2 separate regions of the Mus musculus genome follow, and region 2 is linked to region 1. Evidence: chromatin contacts called from ENCODE Hi-C data. All regions are on one chromosome and are shown on one strand. The core of a region is the stretch at or near the end of the contact, and the rest is flanking DNA. Distances in the headings are between cores, read along the strand shown. Region 1 holds the start of Pfkp (phosphofructokinase, platelet). Region 2 holds the start of Wdr37 (WD repeat domain 37).

Region 1 (4,031 bases), core at 862-3,361:
CCTGCCCTTCTTGTCTTCATTCATCTTACATTAATTCTTTTAACCCAAAGGGATTCCCAAGAGAGAGGATAGAAGTCAGGCGTGGTGGCGCTCGCCTTTAGTCCCAGCACTCGGGAGGCAGAGGCAGGCGGATTTCTGAGTTCGAGGCCAGCCTGGTCTACAAAGTGAGTTCCAGGACAGCCAGCGCTGAAAAAAAAAAAAAAATAGGATAGAGCATCGTGGAAACAGGAGTGGAACAATAGAAAACAGTATAAAAAGGCCAGAAGAAAACAAACAAACAAACAAACAAAATCAAATAACAAAGCAAAACCCCCAAAATAAAAATAAACAATAAAAGAAAAGGGAAAAAGAAGAAAGAAGGAAAACAATAAGTAATGCTAAATGTTTGGAGTATCTCTAATAATTCATAAAGAACCACACTACCTGTGGAATGCTGTTGTCTGTGGCACAAAACCCAACCCTATAGGACATTTGGCTCAGAGGAAACTCACTGTGCTTCTTCCTATTTCGAGTGTTCTCTGCCTCAGAAAGGCATGATTTAAAATTCCAGATCTTCACCTTGGGCCTTGAGCTACAGAAACCTCTGTGGGCAGTGGTCCATTGAGTCTGACACCCCTCCTTCCAGTGCTTTTGGCTAAGAGCATCTCAAGACAATTTCAAGGCACCCAGTGATACTCTTCTCTTCCCTTTTAGAATGATGCTCAGGGAAAATCCATTATCAAGCTATTAGATCAGATGTTCTCCAGTTTAGTGCTCATCATAAAAATCTAGAGAACCTGTTAAAAATATATATATTTCCTGGCTGTTTTCCCAGAAGTTGGAAGGTGGGGGTTGGGAGGGACCTGAAGGCAGCCAACTTCTGTTGATCATGGGAGTTCAGGAATTGCTCAACTGATTCAAGAAGGCAGAGATCAGATCTCATGCATCCTTGTCTACAGTAGATTGGATCTCCCCCCCCCCCCTAAATGTTTGAAGCTTAAAGGGTAAGTTGGAAGATACAAGTCTGTGCGCCTCCATCTTTTTTCTAGGGTTGTCCTAATAGTAGTAAGACTGTATTGTCTTTGCCTAGGTTGTTACTTTGTTTCCTATATTTCTATGTATTCAACACGTATAATTTGCACAGGAAGGAGGCTCAGTGCTGCCACCCCTTCTGTGAGCTATCCAGTTTGCTTGCTTTTGAGGTCTTATTCTTGGGATGACTGCTGAAGGGGTCTGCGTGCTTTTAGAGATTAAGCTCCAGGACAACTCAGGGATCCCCAGGAGGTGCATCTTCAAAATAAACAAAATCAACCACAGATTGGATACTTTTATTTTATTTTATTTTATTTTATTTTATTTTATTGTTGTTTCTAATAGAACCTTCCGGGTTCTGACTAACAAATCAAGAGCAGGGCTTCCATTAGGTGGAGACTGGAATCTACCAAGCCTTTTTTGTTCCGATTTCTTTTGGATTATCCAGAACTCAGGCCTGCTTCCTGAGGGTGTGTCTACGAATGGCTTTCCCCGACATTCTACTTCCAATCCTTTCTCTACAGTCAGTGACACAACTTGATCTACTCACACATCTTTCCTCAATTTCGAAGGAGAAGTGAAACCTGGAGGATCCTATGGATCCTGGACATTGAACAGAAATGCTGAAGCGCCCTACTGTTCTGACTGTCAGGCCAGGAAAGAGCCCTGCCGGAAGTGAGGCGCGTGCCTCTGCTCTACTGCACAGACCTCTGGGCTCCCTCAACCGCCACCCTAACAGCTAGAGCAGGTGGGGTAATGGGCGCCCCACGAGCCTCTGCGCCCACGTGGTGGGCTGACAGGCTCCGCGCCCACTTGTGGGATCATCCCTGCAGCTGCGCTGCCATTCACTTATGCCACTTATGGGTTTCCTACCCGGCTATAATCCCTCCATCCCCCGCTTGAGAAGGCACCCCAACCCGACTCCACCTCTCAGGGACCACAGCGATGCATCCCTAACAGAACGCGTGTCCATACTATCCTGTCCACCCCTGCAGAGTGCTGGAGTCTTTGACACAACAGGCCCCGCCCTTGCGTGAGTCCCGCCCATCGCCACAGCCCATTGGCGCTCGGGCGGGGCGTGGGCGGCTCCTGCGGGTGCAGGCGGGGCAGCGGTTCCAAGGCTGGCGCGCGTGGGCCAGGGCTTCAGTGCTTGCTGAGTACGGGAGTGTCTGGCGTCTCTACCTCCTCATCATGAGTGACTTGGATTCTTCGAGCTCCAGCGCCTATCCGAAGTACCTGGAGCACCTCTCTGGGGATGGCAAAGCTATCGGTGTCCTGACCAGCGGCGGGGATGCCCAAGGTGCGTGCCTACCAGCTCTCTCGCTGGTCTCCAAGGGCCGGGCAGGGGGCGAGGGCGGCTGGAGAGGGCTGCAGAGGAGGGTAATCGGGTTGGGAACAGAGGGAGAGCTGGGGAGAAACGTTGGGTGACCTGGATCTGGGAGAAAGGATGAGGAAAGGGCTTGGTGAAAATTACCTATGAGAGCCGAGGAGAACCGGTGGCTCAGGAGTAGGGAAAACCCTAATCTAGGAACAACTAGGGTGCCTGAGGAGCGACCATAGAGTTCCATTACGTGGTGAGGGGCAGAAGATAAAGGATATTTGTGTAGGATTCTTCATTCCCAAGATGAACCAGTTTTCCATCCCCAAATTTATTAATTGAGCTAGCCAATGGGGTCGTCTACTGTCTGGGTCATATGAGCCAGGCGTTCTTTCCTGGAATTAGGTACAGGGCGACGATAAGGATGCCACAGCACCGCCCCACCCTAATCCCTGGGACTCGTAGGAAAAACAGCGGGGTACCCACAGCGCCTCCATCCCAGTCCTGCCTCCCAAGCGGTGCTAGCAGCCTTCTCTGCTGCTGCATTGCGGGATGCGCAGCTGGGGGGGGGGGGGCGTGCAGGGGTCTCTCAGGGTGTGGCATTGACTGCCAGGCAATGTCTCTTCCTGCTTGTGACAAAAGTGAAAACTAAAATGGGTCACTAGGCCCTCCGGGGCCAGCCTCCCCAGGACGGGAAAGACCAGGAAGCAGGGACTCCGGGACGTCATCAGCCCTCACTTACCAGCTCCGGGCTTCCCTTTTCTCCCAATGACGGGATTGATTTCAGAGCTGAAGGGACTCGATTTCTGTACGCTTGGATTTGATAAACTGAGAATACTTAAAATGTAAGAGCAATGGGGTGACTGTACCGTGCCCCAGCCTCTAATCCTGGGTACACGTGGGGGCGCTGGGGTTCCCAAACAGTGGGCTTTCCGAGTTCATGCTAATTTCTTGATGAGGACACGCGCTAGAAGCAAGACCTACATTTTCATAGAGTATGTGCCCTCCAAGTCTTGAGGTCTGTGCCGGCTGCAGACAGTTCCTGAGCCAGGTTTTGCTTTTGCTTTTCAGTTCTTTCCTCTACCCTGGATGCATCCAAATGCCATGTTATATTTTCCCTCGTTCTAAGCCAGCTCAATCCGGGAGGTTTAGGGTTGGAGTCCTTGCCTTCCGCCCACCCCACGGATGACCTTCCCTTCGCCCTTGAGCGGGGCGGGGCTGGCGCCAGTGCCGCAGGTTGGGGAGCTGCTTAGGGCACCGCCCCGCCCGGCGTGGGAGCCTACGTGATGCCAGGCCCGTCACCTCCGGTGTGCTCAGATCTAGGTCTCCCACACCGCCTCACTCACGTTAGCGCAGCATCGAGGTGCAGAGCATCAGGCTCACAAACAACCGGAAGCTGGGTCGAAAAAGTGAGGGGGTCCCCAGTGTTCTCCCTCCCATTATCTTAAAGGAACCAATGGCAACGTTAGTCACCATAGGGCACTAGGCCCGCCTTCCTCCCCAGAAAGCAGGGTTGGAGTAATACTAGGATTTTAGTAAGGAGATACTCTGTATAAATGTTTCCTCAGGTAGTAGGGCTGTTTTCCCAGAGATAGAGAATGCTTTGATACACCGGAGGTTGGAAAAATAGCATCCTCACACAGAACCCTGCTAAGGCAAGATAATAAGACACTCCCACTACAGGAAGGGGCTTTTGACCACT
Region 2 (4,031 bases), core at 397-2,896, 2.2 Mb before region 1:
CCTATGGGGGCCATTTTATTAAAACCACCACGCTTTGTTTTTTTTTTTTTTTTGGTGGAACTCTAAATATACCAAAGATAAAATGTACTTCCATTAAAAGTATCTTAAGTGGCACCCAAATGTGGCTGCTTTGTTGCAAACTTAGTGGAATGCTACTTGGATATGGAACTATGCTTTACAGTACTTTCTGCTGGCTATCATTAACAGCAGAATGTCTTATGCATTCTTTGTTACTAGTTAAAATTTTCTTAAATAAATATCACAGCCTCCAAATTTGACAGTGATTTCTCTGAGAAGCCAAATCTTTTTTTTCTCAGTTCATATTTATAGACTGTTACTAGTGATAAGCTTTGTATACTATATTTTTTTTAAAAAAAGATTTATTTATTTATTTTATGTATACAAGTACACTCTAGCTGTACAGATGGTTGTGAACCACCATGTGGTTGCTGGGGTTTGAACTCAGTTTAAGAGCAGTCAGAGCTCTTAACCATTGAGCTATCTCTCCAGCCCCCTGAATATTATACTTGATACACAAGTAACCCACAATTTCTTGTACAGAATGTTTTGGTTATTCGAGTCTCCAAATACGATAAATTTATTTCTTCTCCAGCAAACATCTTGCATTACTGCTTCTTGAATCTGAACCTTCAGTTTTATCTTATAGGAAGAATGTTGACCCATATAGAAGGAAAATACTATCATGCTTTTACTGTAGGTGAGTTTTAAACATCTAGTTCAAGTTGCTCGCAGAGACAAGGCTGTTTATGTAACAGCTCCATTCTGCTATGTAGGTCTTCCCAACCCTGATTAACGGGGAAAAGCGGCTCAAGTCCCACCTTTTGCAGTGAACAGCTGATTCTATTTTCCCCTCTTAGCCAATGGTGATCAGATATTTCAGAAGGAAACTGGGTGAGTCATCTTCTGCAGATAAGCTGAAATATTAATAGTTCTATCTCTACCAGGCTCTCCTGCAGCCAGCTAGCAAGACTCCCACTGAGCCCTGCCTGAGGAGCCATTCCTAGCAGATCAGCCTGTAAAGCAGTTGGATTTGAGAGATTCTGAAAGCGATTACGTTAAATAGTACACTCGACTTTGCATTTTAATAGATTATTTTTCTTACCAGTTTTTGGGCTGTGCGAGTGTTTAGGACAGATGGACTTAAAACCTGCCTGACCGTGGACCCCTCACCGGAATCCCTGCAGTGGTAAGTACCCACGGTCCGGGAGGCTGTGTGTGCTTCTCCCTGTTACCGACGCTACAGGGTCTCGGGGAGCAATTCGTGCAAGGATCGCGTGTACCGTTAGTGTGTGGTGCAGAATTTGGGGTCTAGCAGTGCCTGTAAGCACCTTGGGAAAGCTCCTAACAGGGAAAGCGCTGAGCCTACTTGCGCCACCAGGGGACGCCATACTCGTTCTGCAGTCACTCGCTGGGTCTTGGCTCAGCGCGCTGCTAGGCCATAGTTTAGGTCTCCAGGACCCGGCGTCAAAGCCGAAAGCCAAAACAGGAGACTATCCCGCGGAACAAGCCTGTGGGACTGAGCGAAGGAGACCAGGAAAGAACTTCCGCAGCCGTTGGGCATGGGGCGGAGCTTCCGGTCTGTTTTTTTTTTTTTAAGGACCATCTCTGAGGGCGGGACTTCCGCAGTTACCGGAAGTACGGGCGCGCCAGTTCGGGTCGCCGGGTTGTGTCAGTGCGGGAATCGGCCGGTTTTTTTTCCTGCTCTGGGTCTGCCTCGGGAGCCTCGTCGCGGGGGGATCTACGAATTGAGTGCGACGTAGGCTGGTTCCAGGCGGACGCGAGTGCTGCTGCTGTGACAGGTGACGCCATCTTCTCAGCTGTCTGGCTTGGCATCCTTCTCGGGCGCTCGGGGGATGTCAGGTGTCCGGGTGGCGGTGGGGACGAGGCTTCGAGGTGGATGAAGGATACAGTCCTAATCCTGCGCACTCTCTCTGGCTCCCTGTGTACTCAAGTGGCGTCTACCTGGCTGTCTGTGTCCCGTGGGAAGCCCAGAGTTTTCGAAGATGGTGGCCTTCGATCCCGCAAAGACGGGGTATGGCCTCTGGGAAGGAGGAAGGGTGGGGGGCGGAGATGGGGTAAGCAGATGCTGAAGTGGTAAAACCCCGCCACGCCTTTGTTTCTCTTTCTGAAGACTTCCTTTTCTTCCCCGTACACTTCTATTTCCTAAGTTTTAAGGCATCATAATGGGCCAGTTTTACCAAAAAGTTGCATAAATATGCCATTTCACTTCGCGAGCAGACATAACCGAACGATTGATCAGGTTCTTAGAGGTTTTATCATCTAACTTGAACTCTTCGATGTTTCTTGTGCTTGAAGACGAGGACCGTTAGCTCTACACCACTCACTCTCTTGCCCGGATGTAGATTGCTAGGCAGTTTCTTTGAAGTTCAGATGGGTTTTCTTTACATTGCTTATTGTGGCCTACAAAGTATGCCATCAAAGCGGTACTGAAACCTTTTTACCTCTAAGCAGTACACCTGGTGATAATAAGCCTCCAGGATACTTCTCCCTTTTCTAAGAAATCTTCTATTATGCTACCTTCCTTGCTGTTTTGGTTACTTTGCCGATCACATTTTCAAGTGTTTGTAAATTCTCTTTGACACCTAAGCCACATACTTGAGCATAGTATATATAAATATAACCTGACCAAAGTAAGTAGAGGCCTTCTATTAGTGTTGCCCATAGGAGACGCAGAGCAGTGGCCAGTGGCCACATGAAATAACAGTGTGACCTTGATGTTTATGACAGCTACGTTTTTGCAGTGTATATCAAGCCTTCTTGCATAAATTTCTGGACACAGGACCTAAGTATGCTTCCTTTGGTTTTCTTACTCTGAGATGTTACTTCCTTTAGTATAGGTACGTTGGTCTGTTATCTTACTTTGCCCTTGATTTGAGGTAAAATCCTTGGGGTTGGGTATTTCCCCCAGCAGTGATACTAAGAGTTTTGTTAGTTGTCCTGTCCTGATTTATTCAAAGAAAGATATGCTTTCTAGATTTGAATTTCTTTTTTGGTTATTGAGAAAAAAATTCTTGGTGGTAGCTTATTTAATTACTGATGCCTGTCAGCTCAGTGCCATCCTTAGACTCGATAAGTGTGCATCATTTGCCTTCATCTCATCAGTGACAGAACATTTTAAGTAACTTAATTCTGGTGACAGATTTCCAAGGTTGCGTGTAGAGACCATTCTCTTTTCTGTTACTGGTTAGATATTGCATTGATTCAGCCCTCTAGAAGTTAATTTTAAAAGTACTATTACAATCAACACTTAAAATATTAATATTATTAATACCTTTATTGAACTTTTGGAGGTTCAGTGACATTTTATAGTTTATACTACCATCTGCAAATTATATAACCATCTTTTTAATGTATAACTAACATTTTTGGGATAAACCGGGTATTTATTTTGAAATAAATCAGTTTTTTCTTGTTGAAAGAAAATTAAAATTCTTCCTCCAAAGTATGAAATAGAGAGTAATGTTTTATATTATCTCAAATAAAAGCATACATTGTTTGTTGTATTGCTTATAAAACTACTTCAGCAGGCTTCCTGTTTGGTTGTATGTACTTAATAAAAATCTGATACTGTAGGTAGTAACACCTTACTGTGGAACATACATACTAAAAAGAGCCTTGAAAAGAGAGAGAGCTAAGTGTTCATTGGTGCGGTTTAATGTTATACCATTTACCAAGGTAGTGAATTTGGTATATTAACAGTGTGTGTAGAGATTTTATTCATTTGTTAAATATGTTGCACTAAAGCTGGACATGTATTGTTCTGCCTTGTTTATAAACAGCAGAGAAGAGGATATGCCCATGACAGCATGGAATAAGGACAGATGAGTTTGGCAGGCCAACCAGTTAGGAGTGCAGGAGAAACTATATTGCAGCTTTACATTTAATGTACTGATCTGTCTTACTGAACTGGGTGAATTGATGTGAGTGTTTGAAAGAAAGTAATTACCTTTTGGAGCTTTAGATTCTTTCTTTTTAAAAACATATATAGG

The links. A loop is a pair of places that touch in the nucleus more often than their neighbours do.
Region 2: a loop to region 1 is called in a map of T-helper 17 cell, with 7 times the contacts of the local background. The contact joins the promoter of Wdr37 here to the promoter of Pfkp in region 1. A Hi-C loop is called at or near these places in 2 of 37 maps with a recorded cell type or tissue (T-helper 17 cell and T-helper 2 cell).

What each region holds. Positions count from the first base shown.
Region 1 is chr13:6,646,851-6,650,881 of GRCm38, reverse strand. Pfkp (phosphofructokinase, platelet) reads left to right here and starts at 2,111. Exons shown (of 22, transcript NM_019703.4): 1 at 2,111-2,311. The coding sequence starts at 2,203.
Region 2 is chr13:8,868,659-8,872,689 of GRCm38, reverse strand. Wdr37 (WD repeat domain 37) reads left to right here and starts at 1,646. Exons shown (of 14, transcript NM_172445.3): 1 at 1,646-1,820.